2 separate regions of the Homo sapiens genome follow, and region 1 is linked to region 2. Evidence: chromatin loops called from intact Hi-C (ENCODE). Cell type or tissue: MCF 10A. All regions are shown on one strand. Each heading gives the region's core, and the rest is flanking DNA. Links, peaks and the distances in the headings are about the cores only.

Region 1 (11,949 bases), core at 4,087-8,086, 120 kb before region 2:
GATGCATCACTGCAGTCCCCACCTCCATCTTCACGTCCAATGTCATGTCCCTCATTTCCTCCTAGGACCTCAGAAGGGGCACCTTTAACATCCATATTTCTACTGACCACCTCTTCAGGGCAATCTAGGCTTTTTCTATCAAGTGCTCATTGTCCAATTCTTTCCATTCCCCAAGCCATTTCCCCATTTTTGGGTATTTGCTATGGTAGTACCCCACTTCCTGGTACTAAAACCTCACACATGATAATGACAGCCCCACACTGCTCAGGTTTGTGATGGAGAGAAGCAGGGAGTCTGCAGGAACCTGGGGCAGGCCCCTAACAGCCTGGGAGATCAAGGAGGGCTTCCCAGTGGAGGTGACATTTGACCAGGCCTTGAAAGATGGGTAGGAGTTGGCAGGCGAGAGGCAGGCATTCTGAGCCAGGTGGAGGGCCAGGTGAGAAGTCTCCATCCCCCCAAAAGTTGTCCCCTTGGAGCCTGCAGGTGTTGATGGAGTGGATCAATGCCACTCTTCTCCCCGAGCACATTGTGGTCCGCAGCCTGGAGGAGGACATGTTCGACGGGCTCATCCTACACCACCTATTCCGTAAGTGGCTGTTTCTGGGGCTGCCTGGGCCTCGGCCCCATCCCCCTGACCTGGCCCCTCCAGGGCCCACAGGTAGGCTCTCTCCTTCAGTCCCCACAATGGTCCCGGGTTTAGGGACACCTGTCTCACTTTCTAGATGGGCCTGGGCTGGGGAGATGGAGGCGCTGTCCACAGCCCATGAGTGAGGGGGCCGAGCTGGGGCTCAGGGTGGGGCTCTGACGCCAGGGTTGGTGCTCTTTCTACCACACCACACTGCCTCTCTAACACTTATTGAGTGCCTGCTGTTTTGAGGTGCTGGGAGGTAACAAAAGAACCCATGATCCCTGCCCTCGGGCTGCCCTAGGCTGCTAGAGAGAAAACGGGCAGTCCTGGGTGGCTGGGGGCAGGGCTGGGCTCCTGTCTCCGTGTTCCTCCTCAGTCTGGAAAGCTCCAAGGGGCTTTGCAGGGGATGTGCATTCTCAGGGCCTCCTCCTGGTCCCGGGCAAGTGTTCCCCACAAGCCCCAGAGTCACCCTCTCCTTTGTCCTTGTATGGTCATGTCTGGTCTACGCATCTCTTCTGCACACAACTGTGGTCTCGGAGGCCACAGATAGGCCCAATTCCATGTCCTCAGCACTTCGCCTGAGGCCAGCCTCTGCAGTGTTCGCCGAGCTCTTTGGAGATGGGCTGCACAATCCCACTCATGCGGCTAGCACTTCCGGGCATGTCCCATGTAGCAGGTGCAGTTCATCCTCAGAATAGCCCTGTGCTGTTACTGTCCCCATTTCACAGATGAGGAAAGGGAGCCTCTGAGAGGCCTCATAATTTCTCCAAGGTCTTATGGTTAGGGAAGCAGGGGGGTCAGGATAGAAGCCTAGGAGTGTAGGCTTTAACCACTAGGCCACACTGCCCTGCAGAGATGAAGTGGACACAGCTGTGCAGAAGGGCAGGGGCTGCAGGCACAGGCTGATCAAGGTGAGGTGGGCTCTCTCAACCAGCTCAGGGGGCTGAGGCTTGCTCACATCATGTGGCCTGCATGGCCCACCAATCCTGTTCTGTGTAGATGAGGGTCTCCTGGAAGCTGGAGGGCATACCCGATTGAGGCTGTGAGTGTGGCCCACGGTCCAACACCAAGAATGGGCTCTCCAGACCCATGTTCCCTGAAGCACCAGGCAGGCTCAGCCTCCTGGAGGGTCCCTGAGGTGCTCTCTGGTCTGTCCCCGGCCAGGGGTCCTCACCACCCTCTCCTGCCTCCAGAGAGGCTGGCGGCGCTCAAGCTGGAAGCAGAGGACATCGCCCTGACAGCCACAAGCCAGAAGCACAAGCTCACAGTGGTGCTGGAGGCCGTGAACCGGAGTCTGCAGCTGGAGGAGTGGCAGGCCAAGTGGAGCGTGGAGAGTACGTGGGCCACAACCTGGCTACCCCTGGGGAGTGTGGGGCCGCTGGGGTCCTTCTGCTTCAGGCTTCTCACCCACCAGGAAGGCGCACTCATCCTTCTCCCAGCAGGGGTACAACCTGGGAGTCAGGAAGGAGGTAGAAGCCTCAGGCAGCCACAGTCAGGCATCTGGCTGAGCAGCCAACAGCCCAGCACACATCTGTGCCCTAGAGGGTGTTACTGCTGCAAAGTGCAGCCCAAGGATAGCAAACAGTCTCTGTTTGCTATCTGAATGACAGCCACTGTTGAGTTCCAAGTACCGTGGTCCGCCCATCCACACTCTCATTTCATTAAAGTATTGGAATATCTGCAGGGCCTGCTTATACAAAAAATGAGTGTGCCTGGTCGGGTGTGGTGTCTCACACCTGTAATCCCAGCACTTTGGGAGGCCGAGGCGGGTGGATCACCTGAGGTCAGGAGTTTGAGACCAGCCTGGTCAACATGGTGAAACCCCATCTCTACTAAAAATACAAAAATTAGCTGGGCGTGGTGGCCGGTGCCTGTAATCCCAGCTACTCAGGAGGCTGAGGCAGGAGAATCGCTTGAACCTGGGAGGCAGAGGTTGCAGTGAGCCCAGATTGCACCACTTCACTCCAGTCTGGGCTACAAGAGTGAGACTCCTTATCAAAGAAACACAAAAACCAAGAGAGCGTGCCAAACACCTAGACTTCCCCACCCCACCTGGTTCACAGTTTGGTATAGATTTCCTTCCCTTCAATTCTCCATATCCCCCCACCCCACCCAGATGAGAAAACTGAGGCTGAAAGAAATTATGCAGCTTCTCCAAGGTTGGGCGGTGAGGATTTAACAGAGTCCGTTTTCAAACCCAGGTTTTGTTGGGTCCCATGCGCCTGCATTCGCAGCCTGTAAGGTCTCACAATCAGTAATTGATGTTGATGAAATCAACCCTGAATTAAGTCACATGCAGCTGAAATCTAATGATCGTTCAGCCAGTGCCTTCCCAGAGGTCACTTGGTTGTTTCCGATTGTAAACAGTGCTGCAGTAAACATCTTTGTGTCTAGAGCCCCTTCCACAAGGTAGATCATACCCCTGGGCTATATTCTAAGAAGTGAGATGATGGGGTGAAGTGTGATGATTTTTAGGTTCTGAACACGTATCTCCAGATCTCTGCTCTCCAGAAGGCTGGACACAGACCTCCTTGGTCTGCAGATGGTTGTTCTGACAGTGAGGAAGCCTCCATTTGGCTGCACGTTTTGGCGGCCTCCTGGGCTCTGACCTGTCTCCACTCTCTTCCCAGGCATCTTCAACAAGGACCTGTTGTCTACCCTGCACCTCCTTGTGGCCCTGGCCAAGCGCTTCCAGCCCGACCTCTCCCTCCCAACCAACGTCCAGGTGGAGGTCATCACTATCGAGGTAGCAGCCTGGGCCCCAGGGATTTGTAAGCAGAAGCTGAGCCTCTTGGGCCCCCATTGCCGTACCCTGCATGGGTGGAGCTGGCTGGGGCGGGGCTGACCCAGGGTGAGTTTCAGGGAACCCTGAGAAATAGAATCCAGCCAGGATGGCCAGGGGGTGCTGTCTGGAGCTGGGGACGGGCTGGTAAGGGTCTAGTGGGGCTGGCGGAGGCCTGGGGGCATGAGGAGGTCCACGGCTGGCCAGCTCCACTTGACCTCAGCAGAGGGCATCTGGCTGGCAGAGGCTGAGGCCAGGGGCTGTCAGGCCATATCCCTGAGCCATGCGTGGCCGTCCGTTCATTGCCACGGGGAGCCTTCACGCCCTGAGCAAAACCAATGCTCTCACCATGAGGGTACTGTCTCCTGTGAGATTACCGATGGCTGTGACAGTGCCCTGTTCTCTTTCTAGGAACCTTGCCGGGTTTCCCCACCCTCAGATGTTCTGTCTAGCATGCGGCCTGCCTGTGCTGCGGTTAATACCCAGGAATCCACGACTTCCCTCTCCAGACAGACTCTGAGCATCACAATAGGGGGCCCCACCAGCTCTTTGCTTCTCATGACCGCCCCCACCCCACCCCAGCCTCGGGTCCCTCATGCATAGGGGCTTTGTGTGTGAGGGCTTGCCTCTGACTCGCCCCAAGAGAATAAGCCAAGTTTGGCCACACCCAGTCAGAGTCATTTCTATTTTTTTTTTTTTTTTTTTTTTTTTTTGAGATGGCGTCTTGCTCTATTGCTCAGGCTGGAATGCAGTGGTACAATCTTGGCTCACTGCAACTTCTGCCTCTCCAGCTCAAGTGATCCTCCCACCTCAGCCTCCCAAGTAGCTGGGACTACAGATTTGAGACACTGTGCCTGGCTAATTTTTTGTATTTTTGGCAGAGATGGGGTTTCACCGTGTTGCCCAGGCTGGTCTTGAACTCCTGAGCTCAAGCCATCCACCTGTCTTAGTCTCCTAAAGTGCTGGGATTACAGGCGTGAGCCACCACACCCGGCTTTCTACTGTTTTTTAAAACCATTGATTATAATTCCCTACCAAGCAGTTGTGTGGCTTGGTCTATACTGCCAACATAAATCAGAAGTGACTTCATTGATTCACTCCTTCACCATTCATTTGTTCATAGTCACATGCTCATTGATACTGCCCTCCTCCCACTGTGAGACTCTGGGGATGCCTTGGGGAGTGAGGCAGACACATCCCCAACCTCAAGACTCCTGGGGAAGAAAGACAATTAAGCCAGAGGCTGTCCTGAGGAGGGATGATACAGAGCAAACGGATCACTGGGGCTTCTTTGGGCCCCAGAGTTTTCTGGATTATTTAATTTCTTCCCCCTTTATTTTTCTTAGAGCACCAAAAGTGGTCTGAAGTCAGAGAAGTTGGTGGAACAGCTCACTGAATACAGGTGAGGGAAGGATGAGGGCCCATGGGTGGGGCTGGGGCTCACAGCGGTGGATGGGGGCAGGGTGGGGGCCAGGGCAGATCTGCCTGACCTTTGTGGGAAGGGCCCTCACATTCTGTGGCTTTCTCTCAGACCCGAAAATGCTGCGCTGACCTCTCAATCCCACGGCAGCACACAGGACCCCTTTCTAGCCTCCAACCAGGTCCCTGCCTGGCCCCTCCCAGCCACCCTGCTTTGTTTTCTAGGGTGGGGGCCCCTGGGTTTGGGGTACAGGGCCCAGTGAATCTGTCTCTCTAGTGTGAGCAGGATGTTCCTCTTTCCTTGCAAAGCTGTAAGAGTTAGAGGCCCCTGCATGGCCAGGGGCTGGCCGTCTTGCTGCCTGCCCACTTTAGGGTGTGACTGTCTTGTTCCCCGCCCACTTTGGGGGTGTGGCTGTCTTACTCCCCACCCACTGGGGGGTGTGGCCATCCTGCTCCCTGCCCACTGGGGCATGGCCATCCTGTTCCCTGCCCTCTGGGGAGTGGCCATCCTACCTCCTGCCCACTGGGCATGGCCACCTGCTCCCCACCTACTGGGGTTGACCATCCTGCTCCCTGCCCACTGGGGCTGGCCATACTGCTCCCTGCCCACCGGGGGTGTGGCCATCCTGCTCCCTGCCCACTGGGGCTGGCCATACTGTTCCCCACCCACTAGGGCTGGCCATCTTGCTCCCCGCCCACTGGGAGCATGGCTGTCCTGCTCCCCATGGAGCAGAACAGGTGGGGCCTGGAGAGGGATGGGCCCAGGGGCTGCACAGGCTGCCAACAGGTCCACCGTTGCTGGCTTCTGTGTGGCGCTAACTCACGATCTCTCACAGGGATGCAGCCAAGATGCTGGCCAGGTGGGGCTGCCATCCTCTGAAGGCTTGGCTGGGGCTGGAGCTGTGTGGACAGCACATGGTGTCTGTCTCTCCTGGCAGCCTTGGCCTCTGTGCTGAGCCCAGGTCTCTGTCACAGGCTGCTGGGCTCTGCCCCGTGGGCCCCAGCTTTCTTCTGGAGGGCTGTGGTTAGAGAGACTTGGCCTGCCCTGGACCTACAGAACTTCTCTTCTATGGGGTAGAGGTGGATCTAAAAACGTGACCAAAAAAAAAAGAAGAAGAAAAATTGTTCAAAAACAATAAAAATGGAGTGAAAGAAGCCAGACCCAAAAGAGGACACGCAGTATGGTTTCATTTCCATGAACTTCCAGGACAGGCAAAACCAACAGATGGCAAGAGAAATCGCAGCTGTGGTCAGCGTAGGGAGGGAGAGGATGGAAGGGAGAACACGGGGGGTGCTGGGAGGTTCTGCAGCATGTAAGTGGGGGTGATCACACAGGTGTGTATGTGTAAAACGCACAAGCTGTGAGCTTACGATTTGTGCACTTTATGATGTGTGTGATGTATCTCCCTCAGAACAGAACACGAACAACAAAACCAGCAAAGTCCAAATGTTTCTAGGTGTGGAAGCCTCAGGGAAGGGCATGAACCTGTTTCTGCCCTTTGCTTCCCACAAAGACCTTCTCTGCTATCTGCCCTACCTACAAAGCTGCCAGGAAAACCACAAGCATGCCAGTTTCTTTGCAACCTTGCCAGCACTGAGGCTTGTCATATTGAGAAATTGTAGGTTTGCGGGGTGTTTTTTTTTTAACCATTTGTTTGCTTTTTCCACCCACTGCACAGCACAGACAAGGACGAGCCTCCAAGTGAGTACTTTCATCATTTTTGGAAATCTGTTCCTATCTGATGCGTGTTAATGCAGACAAGTCTTAATGCAGGGTTAATTGCTGAGCATTCTCTCATTTCCCTGTCACTTGCTGTTTGTATCTCAAGCCTCATTCTTATTCATTTGTCCCTCTTTCTGTCTGTCCATCCATGGAGCTGGCTGCTCCTTCTCATGATACTGTTCCTGTGGGGAGAGAGATTTATAATTCACATGGGCAGTGATGGTGGAGTCTGTTAAATGTGTGGGCTCTGGAGTCAGTGGCCTGGGTTCAAACACCAGTGTTCCCACTCATTAGCCACTTAAGTTTGGGCAAGTATCTTAACTTGTCCGTGCCTCAGTTTCCTCATCTATAAAAGGGCACTCACCTTTTAAACTGGCAGTGAGGGTTAAAGGAGATAATGTATGAGTGTGTTCAGCATGTGGGCAGTGCTCAATAGTGAGTGGGCAATAATGTGGCTTCTGCTCTTCTGACAGAGCTGTTCACCAATCAGTTGATTGTTCTAGTTGTTACTTCTTTCATGCATCCATTCCTTTGTCACTGGTCTGGCCAGCTCTTCCCCTTCCCATCCATTAATCTATTTATCCATCTATTGATCCATCCTTTCTTCCATTCATCTATCTACTTACCCACTTATCCACCCACCCACCTATCCATCCATCCATTCATACACCCATGCATCCATCAACCCATTCTTCCATTCATCTATCCACCCACCCATCCATTTATCCATCCCTCCATCCATCCATTCATGCCTCCATTCATCCATCCACCTACCCATCCATCACCTGTCCATCCATCCATCCACCTATCCATCCATCAACCTATCCATCCATCCATCCATCCATCCACCCACCCACCTATCCACGCATTCATCCATCCATCCATCCCTCCATCCATCCATTCATGCTTCCATTCATCCATCCGCCTACCCATCCATCATCTATCCATCCATCCATCCATACACCCACCTATCCATATATTCATCCATCCATCCATCCATCTATCCATCCATCCACCCACACACCTATCCATCCATCCATTCATCTATCCACCTACCCACCTATTCATCCACCCATTCATCTATCTACCCATCCAACCACCTATGTATTCACCCATATCCATCCATCCTAACACTATTTTTCCTCCCTATACCCTCCCCACTTAGACACATAGCTATGTGGGCAGGGATGCTATGAGGGGCACCTTCCCTGCAGAGGTAGAGATAATAACCTGCCAGGAGCTTCTGAGAATGGGGGCTGAGGAAGGCGGAGTTTGGGGAGAAAGGAGAAAGGAGGGGCAAGGAGGGCTGGCTGAGGATCTGTGTATGTAGCAGGAGGGGCAGCCTGAGGACATGAGGGGTTGCCCAGGGAGCAGTATTTTGGGCAGGGGGCAGCATGAGAAGTGGGTGTCAGAGGGTGAAGAAAGGACACAGAGCAGGGGCATTTTAACGTGCATGATGCTATTTGGTGCTACTTTTCCCCCTTCACTAACAAGGGAACTGAAACAGAGAGAGGTGCTGTGACTTGCTTAGAGTCACACAGCTGCTGAGTGGCAGAAGCCACAGCAAACTCAGGCCAGTCTGTGTATTTGGTGCCCAAGGACCAGTGTCCCCATGGGAGGTATGTTAGCTGCAAATAGCAGGAATCCAGCTAGTGCACAAAGGGCATTAGCCTGAGGACATGGGCACCCGAGGCTGGACCCCAGGGCCTGAGCCGCTGTTCCCAGACCCCAAGGGAGTGACTGAGTTGCTGAAGAGCTGGCCTTTTGCAGGCAGCAGGTTCAGACACTCTTGGGGGCGGGGGGAGGCAGCAGGGAGCAGTCCTCACTCAGCCAATTTAAAACCAAGGGGAGGAGACTCATGGACCCTGATCACCCACCTGTGGCAGCTCCCGTGGCCCTGGGGAGTGGAGTAGGGCCCTGGGAGGAGGGAGTGCCAGCTGGCAGATAAAGGGATGCAGCTGTGCAGATGTAGTAACAGGTGTCAGCTGCAGGAAGAGTGGCTGTTTATGAAGTCCTACTGTGTGCCCAGTCACTGTGCCATGGGGCCATGTGTGTTATCTGCTATGGAATTCCATCTCTGCAACAACCCCAGCTAGGGAGGCACAGAGAGAGACGGTGACTCCCCTGGGGCCACACGGCCAGGAGAGCAGTGACTCAAATCCAGGTCTGTTTTATTTGAGAACCATGATGTAAAACGACAGCTCCCTCTGGACTGGTTATTCTAAGAAACTTTTGTGAAAAAAAAAATTCCCTGTTTGGCACAAAGATAATAGCATCGTAATGAGGTGTTTATTGGATCTGTGTCTGCAGAGGACGTCTTTGATGAATTATTTAAGCTGGCTCCGGAGAAAGTGAACGCAGTGAAAGAGGTAGGAGAGATCAAAGCTCTCAGCGGCTCTCAGGCTGCCCACCCCACCCACTGCCCACCTGCGCTGTAGGAGGGAATCACGGGTCCTCCCATCACACCTGCTGTGTGCTAGGCCCTTGTTCTTCCCTGGTTAGGCCATCGTGAACTTTGTCAACCAGAAGCTGGACCGCCTGGGCCTGTCTGTGCAGAATCTGGACACCCAGGTAGGGACTGAGCTGCGGCGTCCCCAGGCAGGGCAGGGCCACTGGCCGTAGGAAGGAAAGAGGGTTCTGCAGGCCCTGGGAACCTGCTGTGTGGTGGGGGTTGCATCACCTCTTGGAGCCTTAGGGTCCCCCTCCCCGGTGGGACTGTTGCTGGCAGGCAGCAGTGGTCACCAGGGACATGGTGGGATCCCGGGGGTGGAGGTGTGGGAACACTTCACAAAGCTGGAGTCACCTCGGCTGTCACTGCTTCTCATTGTTATAATTTTATTTTATAATTAATCTCAGACTAGCTGATGCCAAGACTTGAAGCATATGAGTCTTCCCTGCGTGGTTGTGTTCGCCCAAACAGAATTTATTAGATTTGTCCCATGTGCCAGGCGTAGGTGACAGCGCAGCCCAGCCGTCTGCAGGCTCCATGTCTCTCACAAGCACCCTGAGGAGCCCAGCCCCTCCCCCGGCTGACTTAAGTCGAATTTTCCCAGGAGCAGGAGCAGAATCTCAGGGGGTCAGCACCCACCATGGGCTGTGGCTTTCCACAGTGAAGCTGTGTCCCTGTAGGCTTCCCACACTGCAGGGGAGCAGGGGGTGCACAGTAGCAGACCGGCTGCCAGCCCGGGGCCTGCAGAGTGGGCATGGAGTCTGCTGGATGCCAGTGGCCTGAATGGGACATGACGTAGGCATCTGGCCACCTGGGTTCTGCTGGGTGCTGGGGTCTGGGGTGGGGAGGGAGTCTGGTCCCAGATGGACCAGTTGGCTCATGAAGATCGTAGCCAGAGCTGCTGACCTCTCAGAGAGACTCTGGATGGGCATTGGCTGGGGAGGGAGGGGTTAATGTACTCCCATGCCTAGTAGCTAAAACCAATAAAGCCCTCACTATGTGCCAGTCCCAGGGCAAAATGCTTTCCATGTTAACTCATTGAATCCTCTCCATAATCCTCTGAAGTGGGAACTGTACTACCCCACTTACAGAGGAGGATGTTAAGGCACAGAGAGGTTAATTAACTTGTCTAAAGTCACACAGTGATAAGTAGTGGACCTGGGATTTGAACCCAGGCAGCTGGGGCCAGAGTTAGTGCTTATAACCACCTCACATGGTGGCCACGTGAGAAGTTTGTGTGTGATATGGTGTGGCAGCATGGCAGGGTGGAAGTATCACGCTCTGTAGCCAGACAGACACACATTTCCCTCCTGCCTCCACCACTTATGGGCCCTGGGGTCTGCTGAGAACCCTCCACATTTGCTGTGTGACCTTGGGTGAGTTACTGGACTTCTCTGAACCTCAGGCTCTTCTTCTTATAAAGTGGGTACAAGATAGCAACTTGGTAGAATTGTGAGTGATACATGAGCTGGTGAGCCCCACGTGTTTGGTATATTACCTGGCACGCTGCCGGCATGAAATAAGTGAGAGATTTGTAGTTTTATTATATTTTATGTGGGTATAAACAGGATGATTTCTGAGATTTACATTCTACCTGTTCTATCTGTATCTCTCCCTTGGTAAAATAATGGGTTTCAGAGACTCATGGCATGTGCAAAGGTGGTATTTAGAGACTGTTCAATAAAATGGGGTAAGGAAGTCCCTTGCATTTCAGTTGTATTACCAAGGAATAGCAGCAGAAAAGATTTCAGGCCCAAACTAATAACATCGAAGCAGACTTAATATGAGGAAATTCCATTAAGGGCTTCGAATGGCAGTTCCTTCCAATATCCCATCCTGTGTTTTGTATCTTTGAAGAGTCTCAATAGGATTATATTAACATATGATATGCTGGTGGCAGGGACGACAGCTTTATCTCTGAACATACAGACAGAACAGACAGAAATATTAATGTGGCAGCCAGCGAGATGAGCCTGGTGTGCTGCTCTCTGCCTTTCTCTGATGGAATAATTTTACACTTAACTCTGTTTTCCCCTGTGTTTCTGTAGCTTGTGGAAGAGCGTGCTGTTTAAAAACTGATATGAGGCTTTTCTGCAGTAAGTTTAGAAAGCACTCTTTTCACTGAGCATGTACTATATACCAGGCAGCCTGAAACCACTTTTTACCTGCAACCCTGTGAGGTCAGGCATGTCTTCCCCACTTCTCATCAAGGCACCAGAGGCTCAGAGAAGTTGTATGACTTCCTTAGGGCCACACAGCCTGTAAAAGACAGAGTGGGCTTCGCCAGGCTTCTTCCATGTGATTGTCTCCAGTTCCTTCCTTTGTAGTTTGCAGATGGGGTCATCTTACTCTTGCTGATTGGACAACTTGAAGGCTTCTTCCTGCACTTAAAGGAATTCTACCTCACTCCCAACTCTCCTGCAGAAATGGTAAGTTTTCCAAGGATTTTTCTTTATGGTCTACCTCTAGGTGAACAGATATACAGAACTGGCATGACCAGTCTGTTTATTCACTTCCAGGTGAAGTGAAGGGTGTAGGGGAAGCTTATTTGTCTATATGTCTGCCTATCCATCCATCCATCCATCCATCCACCTATTCACCTATCCATCCATCTACCCATCCATCCATCTACCCATCCATCCATCCACCCACCCATCCATCCATCCATCCATCCATCCATCCATCCATCCATCCATCATCTACCTATCTATCCATCCCCATCTACCCATTATCTACCTACCTGACCGCCTATTAGCCCTCCTGTTCACCTACCAAGCCACCCACCATCTATGCACCCATCCATTTAACTGCCTACCTGTCCATCCACCTAACTGCCTACCTGTCCATCCACCTACCTGCCTGTCCATGCACCTATCTTCCTGTCTGTTTATTCATCTACCCAGTCCATCCATCCATCCATCCACCCACCTACCTGCCTGCCTGTCTAC
Region 2 (11,949 bases), core at 5,064-9,063:
GAGTCCCATTCACAGAAGATTTGTCATCGGGTCAAAAGCAGAATGGAAGATGCCAGGGGCTTGGGGGAGGGGGATGGGGAGTGAATGTTTCATGGGTGCAGAGTTGCAGTTTGGGAAGATGAAAAAGTTCTGGAGGTGCATGGTGGGGAGGGTCGCACAACACTGAATTTACTCAATGCCACTGACTGTCCACTTAAAAAGGGTTAAAGTACAGTGGCCCACACCACCCAGGCGTTGTAATCCCAGCACTTTGGGAGGCCGAGGCTGGCGGATCACCTGAGGTCAGGAGTTCGAGACCAGCCTGACCAACCTGGACAAACGCTGTCTCTACGAAAAATACAAAATTAGCCGGGCATGGTGGTGCATGTCTGTAGTCCCAGCTACTTGGGAGGCCAAGGCGGGAGAACAGCTTGAACCTGGGAGGTGGAGGCTGCAGTGAGCTGAGATCACGCCATTGCACTCCAGCCTGGGCGACAGAGCGAGACTCCGTCTCAAAAAAAAAAAAAAAAAAAAGGAGCGGGGAGGAGTTAAAGTAGTAAGTTCTCTGTAATGTATATTTTGCCACAATAAAAAAAAATTTTTAATGTTACGAGGGAAAATAAAACAAGGCGTGTCTGGGGAGTGGTGCCGAGAATGGTGATGGGGGAGCTGCTTTAGAAGGGTGGTAAGGAGGGCCTCTCTGAGAAGGTGACATTTGAGCAGACCTTTGAGTGAGGCGGGAGAGGCCACGTGGCTGTCTGGAAGAAGAGTGCTGCACACGGAGGGATAGCAGGGGCAAAGGCCCTGGGGTGGGTGCGGTGAGGAGGCAGCAGGGGCAAAGGCCCTGGGGTGGGTGCGGTGAGGAGGCAGCAGGGGCAAAGGCCCTGGGGTGGGTGCGGTGAGGAGGCAGCAGGGGCAAAGGCCCTGGGGTGGGTGCGGTGAGGAGGCAGCAGGGGCAAAGGCCCTGGGGTGGGTGCGGTGAGGAGGCAGCAGGGGCAAAGGCCCTGGGGTGGGTGCGGTGAGGAGGCAGCAGGGGCAAAGGCCCTGGGGTGGGTGCGGTGAGGAGGCAGCAGGGGCAAAGGCCCTGGGGTGGGTGCAGTGAGGAGGCAGCAGGGGCAAAGACCCTGGGGTTGGGGTATCAGCAGGGCCACTAGAGACAGGGCTTTGGGCCCTGAGGGGACTAGATTACTTAGACTATGATCAACCTGTCTCCCATAGGAGTTGGAAACGGAGGCTAGGACAGGCCATCTAAGTGCTCTGTGTAACAGCGTCGTCCTCCCAGAGCCCCTGTTGCCTGCGTGTATCTGGTGGGAGCAGTAGAGATGAGAGATGGGAGTTGATTTGCTGAGCATCTACTATGTGCCCGGCTCTGGGCCAGAAGAGGTACTGTACCCCATCCTCTCCCTGGTGGCACCCTGTTATGGTATGTGAATTGTGTTCCCCCCAAATTCACATGTTGAAGTCCTAACTCCCAGGACTCAGAAGGTTGACGCTGTTTGGAAATAGGGTCATCACGGAGGTCATTAGTTAAGATGAGGTCATCAGGGTGAAGTAGGGTGGCTCCCTAATCCAAGAAGACTGGTGTTTTTTATAAAAAGGGACAATTTGGACACAGAAACACCTGTGCAGGGAAAACACTATGGGAAGATGGAGGCAGAGGTTGGGGTGATGCACATATAAGCCAAGGAATGCCAAAGATTGCCAGCGAACCCCCAGGAACAGATTCACCCCTACAGCCTCATAAGGACCCAACCCTGCTGACACCCTGACTTGGACTTCCAGCCTCCAGGCTGAGACAGTAAATTCCTCTTGTTGAAACCTCTTGGTTTGAGGAGCTTTGCTAGGCAGCCCGAGCAAACAGGTACAGCCTCTCATGTGGAGCCTGGTCCGTGGAAGGGCTGGGTTGGGTCCACACGAGGAAGCTCACCTGCATACTTGGGGGCAGGGTCTGATGTGAGGATGGTGGGGCCTGGAGAGCCCCGAATCCCACCCGGGTGGGAGACCCTGAGGACCTCCTGGCCTGGCTGAACCACCCTCCCATCCCCCAGCCCCACCTCCACCATCTGCAGAGCAGACTCCCTGCCCGCTCCATCCTGTCCACGCCAGGTGAGGCCCTCCGCCCCCCAGGAGGACGGTTTCAGAGTTGAACATGCAGTGCAGGGATCTGCTGCCAGACCACACGTTTCTGAAAGAAGAGATGGTGGAAGATGATGGGCAGTCCAAAGAAACAAGCCCCTCTGCATGCCCAGACTGTCCTGGCACCTGCTCTGGGCCCTGGGAGCCACCCAGCAGCTGCCTTGCCCTCCAGAGCTCACAGCCTGGTCAGGGAGAGCAGAGGGGACACCAACCTGGGTCCCAGGGCAGCTCTGAATGCTGCTTTACTGGGGGCAGAGTTAGGGCTCTGGGCAGGCAGAAAGGAAAGCCACTCGGGCCACCCAGAGGTTGGAGACTTCGGAGCGAGATGGGGCAAAACTCAAGGCCAAACGCACAGTGCTCATGGCCTGGCCCTGGCCTAGGCCCTGCTTCTGCAGCCTTGGTCTCCTCCCCTGTAGCATGGGCATCGTGGCGGGAGCTGGGACGTCAGGTGCTGACCTTGTGAAGTCTGGTTTGCCAGAACAAGGGAAGGGACTATCAGGATTGTAAAATGCCACTGAAACGCAGGCCTCTAACACTAAGCTTACTCATCTCTTCCTCTGGGGAGGGGCTGCCCCCATCCACCCGCAGGCCTCTCTGCTCCCACCACTGCCCTGCTCGTCCCTGGGAGCTGTAAGCTGCTTAATTGCTCTGAGCCTGGGCCTCCTCCCAGCCTCCTTCTGGCCCTCCTGGGAGGATAAGCCGAGGTCAAGCATCTGGGAGTGCTCAGGAATGGATTTCTCCGGGGGAGTCCTATGGATCAGCCCTGGAAAATGCGCTGTGGGAGTGGAGAGTGACGGGACCCCTGAGATGCCTCCCCCGTGCTCCATTCTACAGATGGGGAAGCTGAGGCCCAATAAGAGTTGAAACAGGTCCCCAGACTCCAGCTCCTCTGGCCCCCGTAGGGTGGGGCTGCCCCACTTCTGTGGCTGGGGCTCAGGTCCAAGAGCTGGTAGGTTTGTTGAGTGAATGAGGAGGATCTACCTTAGCCACAGGCCTGGCCCCTGCTCCTGGTGCTCCAACTCCCTACAAAGCCCTGAGTGTACTGGCTGATGTTGCGGGGCTGATGTTCACCCCTGGGGGGTACTCTTCCTTCACCCCTAGGAGTCCAAATCCTGCATCACTTTAGAAGCTGCTTCAGTACTACCTCCTCCAGGAAGCCTGCCATGATTTTATCAGCTGGAAAAAGTTTGCCCCTCCACTGAGGCCTATAGTATTCCATCTCTTCTTTCATTCATGTGTTAATTCATTTATCCATTCACTTATTCTCTCAACACCCACTTGCTGACCTGCACTCGGGGCCAGGCCCTGGGCTGGGCTCTAGGAACACAGAAGAGGTGAGTCCCTGCCCTCAGGGAGCACAGGCAAGGGTGCCCAGCAGCCTCCCGTTATGCGATTCTTCCCAGGACCTCTTCTACTAGGCCATGAGGGTCCTGGCCAGGGCTGGCCCTCAGCCCCCGATCTGCCTTCGCAGACCCAGGGTCCAGAGCTGGAGAGGCCTTTATGCCTCTGGGGGACAGTTCCAGAGATGAACGCACACTGCAGAGATTTGTTGTGAGACAACGTGGTTCTAGGAAAGGACAGTGTGCAGCCTGAAGGCGGGGGCTGGGGCTTAGGAGTTCCAGGGACTGGGTGGGAATCCCAGCCCTGCGGGACACCAGCCTTGGGCCCTCAGGCACACCCCGTGGTCATGTGGATTTGCACACTGCAGGTGTCCCTGCCACAGCACGCTGTGGTTGCGCTGGTCCCACGTCCAGCCTGGGCTTTCCTTGGGGGTCTGTTTGGCATCCATGGCCTGGCTGTGCCCCCAACCCCCCGAGTCTGGCCTGAGATAGGTCACCGTGCGATCAAAGCCGCAGCCCTGTATGCTGGACAAAAGCCCCAGGGGCGTGTGGGGAACTCTGGATGAAGGGGTCTGGGGGATTCTGCATGAGGAGGTAGGGGCTGCCCTTACTCCCCACGCCCCCAAGGCAGCTCAGGGCCAGAGCTGAAAGCTGAATCCTCAGTAGAAAGAATAACCCGCCGTGCGTCACGAGAAGTTACCTAAGTAAAAATTCCATTTCTAATGATCTGAGACAGCAAAGCTTAGAAGCCAACCTCCCCATTCCAAGCTAGGTCAGAAAGCTACTTTGGAAACCTCCCCAGGCCTTGGGGACCAGCCAGCTGCTGTGATCCCAGTCAGGCTTCCATGAGGCGGCCAGCCTCAGGGCCATGAGTTCAATAGCACTGATGTTCACAAGGCCAAAGTCATCACCTTGGGTCCCTCCGTGGGATGTGCAGAGGGGGAACTGAGCTCAAGGAGCTCTGACGACGATGGCGTGTGTGGAGGGGACCTGGGCTCAGGGAGCTGTGATGACGATGGCATGTGTGGAGGGTACCTGGGCTCGGGGAGCTGTGATGACGATGGCGTGTGCGGAGGGGAACTGAGCTCGGGGAGCTGTGATGACGATGGCGTGTGCAGAGGGGACCTGGGCTCAGGGGGCTGTGATGATGATGGTGTGTGTGGAGGAGACCTGGGCTCAGGGAGCTGTGATGACGATGGCATGTGTAGAGGGTACCTGGGCTCGGGGAGCTCTGATGACGATGGCATGTGTGGAGGGGAACTGAGCTCGGGGAGCTGTGATGACGATGGCATGTGTGGAGGGGAACTGGGCTCAAGGAGCTGTGATGACGATGGCGTGTGTGGAGGGGACCTGGGCTCGGGGAGCTGTGATGACGATGGTGTGTGTGGAAGGGACCTGGGCTCAGGGAGCTCTGATGACGATGGCGTGTGGAGGGGACCTGGGCTCGGGGAGCTGTGATGACGATGGCGTGTGCGGAGGGGACCTGGGCTCGGGGAATTGTGATGACGACGGCGTGTGTGGAGGGGACCTGGGCTCGGGGAGCTGTGATGACGATGGCGTGTGCAGAGGGGACCTGGGCTCGGGGAGGTGTGATGATGATGGCGTGTGTGGAAGGGACCTGTGCTCGGGGAGCTCTGATGACGATGGCGTGTGTGGAGGGGACCTGGGCTTAGGAAGCTGTGATGACGATGGCGTGTGTGGAGGGGACCTGGGATCTGGGAGCTCTGATAATGATGGCGTGTTACACCACTGGACAACATCCCCTGAGGGGCCCCACAAATGAGGTCTGTGGGACACCACTCCGGCAGCCCAAGAACAGGCCTGGAAGGGCGTCCGCCGTCCTCCATCCTCCTGTGGGCCTTGTGCTGCCTGCCACCTGGGGCTGCTGACCGAGGCTGGCTCACTCTGCCACCTGGGGCTGCTGACCCAGGCTGGCTCACACTCGCAGAGTTCTTGGTGCACCAGGCTGAACCCTGGTATTCACTGCACTGTCTCAGGTGACCCCCATGTCAGCCTAAGGAGGTGGATCACCAAGCTCCCATCTCAGAAGGGGGAAGCTGAGACTCAGAGAGGTGAAGTGACTTGCCCAAGGTCACACAGCCACTCAGCAGCAAAGCTCACTCTACCTCCTGGCACTGAAAAAGCTTCTGAGGCCTCCTGAGGACCCCCAGAAAGCACATTTACCAGAGACAGATTAAATTTATCCTCCCGGGTTCTATTTCTCTGAAAATTGGTAAACTTCCTAAGATGGTAGTCCGTGGCCAACAACAAAACTCAAACAACTGGAAGAACATTCTGGCTGAGTGGGACGTTCCTGAACGCTCGTTGTTTGACCATGGCCAGAATCACGAGTCAGGCATGCATCTCTGCGGGCCACCCCTCCGGTCAGCCTGGGACTGCTGCTCCGAGATTTGAAGGTTATTTTTAAACACCGAACTTGGCGAGGCTGGGGAAGGAGAGGAAGGAGGGCACGTGAAGAGAAACAGAGCTGGGAAGATGAATTAAACCCCACCAGGAACAGCAACGGATCTGTTTTTGTGTCAGCCAGGTTCGGCAGGGCAGGATGCAGGATGGCCTGCGGGGAGGGGCTGAGGCCTCAGGCTCCCACAGGCCTGGATGCTGGCCTGATGCCTGGAGACCCCCTACAGCACTGGGGGCTTCCAGCCAGCCCCTCCTCAGCCCACCACGCCCCACTTCTGGGCACGACCAAGCGCGACACCTCCAGTCCACTGCAGGACTGGGTCTAGGGCAGCAGGGCTTGGGGGTCGAGCCCTCTGCCTGGGACCAAGTCCTGGCTCCACCTTCTGTAACCACATCCCATGTGACCTGGGGTGACACCTGAGCCTCAGTGTCCTCAGCCCTAGAATGGGGACCAACATCGGCATCTAATTCACCAACTAAAGGAAGTGAGGCATGGAAGCCTTGGACAGGCCTGGCCACGTGCTTCTTGCTGCTGCTGTCTCTGACTCTGCCTCTTCCATCAACCCAAGCCCTAGGCGGCCCCCAGAGCCAGCTTTCCCAAGTACCCACCTAATCACCTACCTGCCCCCTTGGGTTCAAGGCTGCGCTCGCACCTGAGGCCCCTTGTGGCCTGGCACTGTGGCCATCTTGCCCTCCCTGTTCCTGGAGCTTCAGCCCTCTGGGTCTGTGGTGCCTCTGGGCCTTTACTCATGCTGTTCCCCTGTGCTAGGACCACCCTTCCCCTCTCCAAAGCCGTAGCCTGGAGGCTCATCCTGGGTGGCCACCTCTCAGGGCAGTTCTTCCCCCGTGATTCTCTCACTCCCCAGGCGAGCTTCTGACACTCTGACTTCCCCCGTCCCCAGGGTGATCTCGGGCTGTCTGGAGGCCATGCTAGGGCAGGGGCTGGGTGGGGTTCATCTGGGGCCAGCATGGGCAGGAGCACTCTGTGCAGCGTGCCTGGTTTGTGTCCTAACTTGAGAGTGAGCTGGGAGAACAGAGCATGGGCTGCCGAGGGTGGCAGAACCATGACCTCTGCCCCAGGGTTGGCCCTCCTTAGACAGGGGCCACGCTCGGGCCTGAACCCCACAGGATGGAGAACAAAGGACAAGTGGCCTGTTCCCCAAACACATCCCACCTACTCTACTGTCATGGGGGGCGGGAGGCTGACCTTGGGGTGAGGATGAGTCTTGCCCAGCATTCTGGGTGTGAAGCGGCTGGTGGCGGAGCTCAGGAGTCTGGGCCTTTGCCCAGCTGGTCCTGCCCGTGGGCATCCCTTTCCCCACCGTGTACGTCCAAACTGAACCTGCCCATGGGGCCTGGCTCAAGTGCCACCTCATCCACAAGCAGCCCCAGTTACCAGCCCTCCTGACCCCACTGGTCAGGGAGCGGTTTCTCTCCTGGTCGCCACTCAGGGATCACCTAACGAGTCTCTACTGTGGACCAACAGTTCTGGGCGTGGGGGATTCCCGCTGCCATAAGGCTTACAGCCTGGGGGGAGGCGGTCACAGACAGTAGATTACGTAATGATGAGTAATTCTATGTGGGCACGATGATTAGCAGTGGTAGCATTAGCACGGATTAGTAATTCAACAGGGCAGGGCTCTCTGGAGCCCCACCAACAGTCCTGCGGGTAGGCAGCGGCCCAGCAGAAGGGCAGGAAGTACAGACGAGGAGACGGGCTAGCAGCTGCAGATCACCCGAGCCCAGGGCAGAGCACGGTGCCCAATGCTCCCCATTCCTCACCCGTTCCCTTCCCACCCAGCCCTATGCTGCACCCTCAGTCTCTCTGTTACACAGATGGAGAATGTGGGGCTCGGAGAGGGGACTCAAACCCCGGGGTCTGCTCCTGTGCCCTGTCTCCACGACTCATAAGAGTGTTTACCCCTGCAGGCAGCACTTGTGTGCATGCCTGTCTCCACACAGCACACACATGTACACACGTGTGCACATATGTATCATCAGGGATGTTTAACCTCCACAAGTTTCCCAGTCTCCAGGGCCTTTCCTCGGCAGTGCAGACCTAATCCTGAGTTTGTGAACTTTTGTTTTCAGGACATCCACTTAGAGGTTATGAAATCTCACTCTGAAACGTGAAGTCCAGGAATAAACACTTCTCGAGGCTCCACGCCTGCATATGAAGTGAGATCAAAGCATGTCTTTGTGACCCCTTCATGCTTGCAGGGGGAAGCGGCAGGAGAGAACTAGGACATCTTTCCTCGCTGTGCTGGCCAGGACCGAGGCAGCCAGAGTGTATGGCTGGAGAAGGACAGAGAAGCAGCCCGTTCGCCTGCAGCTGGGGTGCCGGGCTCCACGGCTGACAGTGAGTGAGAAGGGCCAGCACCTCACACCCTAGTAACGGCCAATGTGACCTGAGCCCTGCTGACCTGATGCCTAGCCCTGCAGCGGTCACATCCCCGAACCCAGCCCTGCTGAGACCATTTCGTTTTTGCTCATCTCTATGGGCAGCACAGGCCTGACACGTAGTAGGCACTTTATAAACATGTGTTAATTGGTTGAATGAACATAAGCAATGATCATCTCCATTGCTGAGATAAATAAACCACAGCTCAGAGAAACTAAGTGATTGCCCAGAGCTGGAGGGTGGAAGGTTTGCAATCTGAACCCAGGTTTGCTCGACTCCAGACAGGGTGCTGGGGGCGACCACATAGGCTTTGCAGCGAGTCTCCTTGGCCTTGGATCAGAGCTTTATCACTAACTAGCTGGGTGATCTAGGGCAAGTTACTTCACGGGCTTCAGCTTCCTCATCTGTGAAACGGGAGCCGTGCCCCACACCTTGCAGGTATACCAAACATAGAAAGGACCAGAAGCTAGCAGGGCACCCAGAACATTAGCAGCTGATCCATAAACCGTTCTTATCCGATGTTGCCTACTCTACTGTTCCCAAAGCTGATGGTTTAGGTACCAGAGAGGGTCCTGTGTGCCCCTTGGCAAATGAAATTGTGTTTGAACTCCATGTCTACGTCTGATTTCCCCAGTTCATCTTTCCGTGCTTTGCTTGTTCCTTTAGTTGGCACGGATTTCCCTCTGCCTTACCTGTTGGTTTACTGCTTCCCTGCCTAGTACAAGCTCTTCAAGGGTGGGAAATTTTGTGCCTCTGCATCGCCCCACCATGCTTTGCACACAGTAGGTGCTGAATAAATGTCTGCCGGCCATAGAGTAGGAACTCCATTAGCACTCGTTGGCCTGGTTTGTTTTATTGCAAAGAGCAAACTTCCAGATGGGAACAGCAGAGATCCAGGCAGGAGATCTCCTTCAACTGAGACATGGCCTCAACTTTTACGGCCACCACCGGGAGTGACCTTGGGCCATCAGCCCTGGGTGGAAGTCCCTTATTTTAGCCTAGAAACCCAACTCCAGGGCTCCAGTGGGACAGGTCCCCCTAAGTCCAGGGGAGCTGAGGTGGGCCGGCTCACACCCCCTGGGCCCTCACTGTCTCCCTACCAGGCGGGCATACCACTTGCTCCATGGGGCTGCTCTCAGGGTCAGGGCCACGAGGAGAAGCACACTGCCACGAAGGGTGCTGGCCTGGGTGCTGGAATTGGGAAGGCACGCAGGTGACCTCCAACGTGGAAACCTCTCCTATCTCCCCAGATCCCTCCCTCAGTGGATAACCATTCCAGTGTATCCCTAATAAGGCTCTTGTCCCTCACTGACACCTTTCCCTGCTGAATCCACCATGCCCCAGCCAGCTGGGCTCTGAGTCCAAGTTACAAACTCAGCTGTTTCAATGGTTCCCCCTTTTGAGCCCCTGGCCTGGGCCAGTTCTGCACCCATCAAAGTTCTCTGCATGTGCTACTGTCTCGAATGTTGGAAGTAGGCACCACTGTGATCCCATTTTACAGATGAGGAAGCTGAGGCCTGGGGAAAGGGGGACTTGAGCGAGAACACACAGCTGAAAGGGGCTTAGCTGGAAACCCCAACCCTGCTGAAGGCCCTAGATGCCCCACTGTCCTCCAGGGGGCCACACTGGGTCACAGGGCGAGGGGCTCAGGCCAGACTCAGTTTCCTCCCCTATTAAAGGGAGAGCTTGGCCGAGACAATCATGGGCCTTCTTCAGCTCAACAACCCTTTGTTTCTCTCTGTCCTCCTGAGTTATTTGGTTGCACCATGGAGATAAAACAACCCCTGGAAATCCCAGAGGCATTTTTTTCCCACTGGAGAAACACAAAAATATCACATGAAGAATGAATCACTTAAAGTGTCAGGGCAGGAAGAGGAAAGACAGGCATGGCGCTCGCCTCGGGGTGGGGGTGGCTCTGGGTTTCTCTTCAGCTCCCTCAGCCTCCCTGGTCCCCAGAACCCCTTCCTCACTGGAGTGAAGAGAAGCCAAAGCCCTAAGCCTCAGTTTCCCAATCTGTAAATGGGGACAACAAACCTGCCTTGAAGGCGTATTCGGAGGGGCCAATGCATTCATTTGTTCGTTCATTCATTCATTCATTCATCTATTCACTTATTTCGTACCGGTGTGATGCTGGACTGGGACTGCAGACTCTGAAGTGGGTCGAACAGACCCACCTCACCCCCGTGAAGCCAACCAAATGCCCTCCAGGCCATGACTAGGGCATCCTGAGAGCACTCCCTAGGCCATGCCGGACCCTCCCCCGAGCCTTTGGCCTTCTCTCCAACCCCTCTCTATGCAAGGCTCTTGACACAAGGACACTGAGGCACAGAGACGGTCAGCAACTTGCTCAAGGTCACACAGCAGGTAGGTAGTAGCACCAGCATCTGTGCACCCCCACAGGGCTCCCACCCCTCTAGATCAGAGCCTGCTCCCCATCTTGCCCCACTGGCATAGCCGTCACCCCGGCCCCTCCCATTCTTCTGTGACTAGGAGTCACTTAGCAGCCTTGCCTGGCTTCTCCCTTAGACCCAGTGCTTAGCCAGGGCAGGGACCCCAGGGTCAGCGTGAAGGAACAGAGGTGCCCCTGCACAGTGAGGACCTGGAAACCTCCACAGGCTGCTCCTTACCTGCCGAGCCCTGTGACTGAGGGATCAGAAGCCCCCTCCGCTGGCTGCGGTCTCCCTGCAGCTGCTGGCCTCTTCCCCGGCTCCTGGTTGCCACCAACCTTAAACCCCAATAAAAGGAGAGCAACTTGGTCGAGCCTTGTATAGGCAAAAGAGTGTTTTCCAGCGCAGGCTGGCCTCTGTGTGCTGACAAGAATTCAGTGTGCTCCTCAGGGCGGGGAGTGGGGCTAGGGCGCTGAGTCAGCCCTGCAGGAGTCCAGCTCCCGCCTGGGCCTAGGGCCGCCACCTCCCAGGCCCAGGATGGCAGCGGCTGCTCCCGCAGTCCCCACGCACTCCAGCCTCTGGTCTTACAGCCTTGTGCATCCTCAGAGCACCAGCAAGAGCCCCATTTTACAGGTGAGCAAACTAGAGACACTCCCTGTGAGATCCCACAGCTAGAAGCAGCAGGGGCTTAGACCCAGGGCACCGGGCTCCAGGTCCGCACCTCAGCAGATGCTTGGCACAATACATGTGGGTTCCCTCCCGTGGCCCTCAGTCTCTGTTGGGCAATGGAGGTCAGTGGCACCACTGCACAAGCCCCTCTGGCCAGCATGGCCCGGGGAGGGGTGTGGGTAAAACAAACGGTCCCCACACCAGCCCGGGGAGGAAGGGTAGCTGGGACCCGAGAGCCCACAGAGGGTGTGTGGCACCTGCCTGACTCCAAGCTGGGCTGATCTTCCTGCTGTTGCCCCCCTACCCCTGGCCTGTCCCCACCCAGCAGCAGAGGGTCCTCCCTGCCAGTAGGAATGGGGTGGGGATGGGGCAGGAACAGGGCGGGGGATGCCCACACCTGCCACTGTTCGAAACACATCAGTGGCTTCCATGACTGTCTGGACACAGCCCAGGGGCCTGGCTGGCCTCTGCAGCCACACTTCCTGGGTGCCAGGCACCCCCCCAGCCCATGGCCGTCTCCCACCCCTGGGCCTTCGTGCATCGTGGTACCTTGGCGGCGCCCTTGGCTGGCTTCTGGGTGGCATTTAAACGCAGCCATAAAGGAGGCCAGCCCTCC

What was found. A loop is a pair of places that touch in the nucleus more often than their neighbours do. Peaks named below come from ENCODE experiments on the same cell type or tissue, not always from the same donor. Only the 100,000 strongest peaks of a DNase experiment are listed, where the experiment ranks them.
Region 1: it touches region 2 in a loop (14-fold over the local background); 2 of 110 quality-filtered maps call a loop at or near these places.

Annotation. Positions count from the first base shown.
Region 1 is chr22:44,187,293-44,199,241 of GRCh38, forward strand. It overlaps PARVG (parvin gamma), which reads left to right. Exons shown (of 14, transcript NM_022141.7): 5 at 484-586; 6 at 1,822-1,962; 7 at 3,259-3,374; 8 at 4,757-4,812; 9 at 6,509-6,531; 10 at 8,863-8,921; 11 at 9,055-9,123; 12 at 11,329-11,430. Among named protein-coding and RNA genes, the nearest start is that of PARVG, 12 kb to the left of the region's middle. RefSeq lists a silencer at 3,701-3,790 and enhancers at 4,880-5,465, 5,466-6,050. In MCF 10A, for the core only: no CTCF peak of the experiment used is centred there; a DNase peak (open chromatin) is centred at 6,389.
Region 2 is chr22:44,301,847-44,313,795 of GRCh38, forward strand. It overlaps SHISAL1 (shisa like 1), which reads right to left and starts at 11,105. Exons shown (of 5, transcript NM_001099294.2): 1 at 10,905-11,105. LOC101927499 (a long non-coding RNA gene) reads left to right here and starts at 11,165. Exons shown (of 2, transcript XR_244444.3): 1 at 11,165-11,297. In MCF 10A, for the core only: no CTCF peak of the experiment used is centred there; a DNase peak (open chromatin) is centred at 7,435.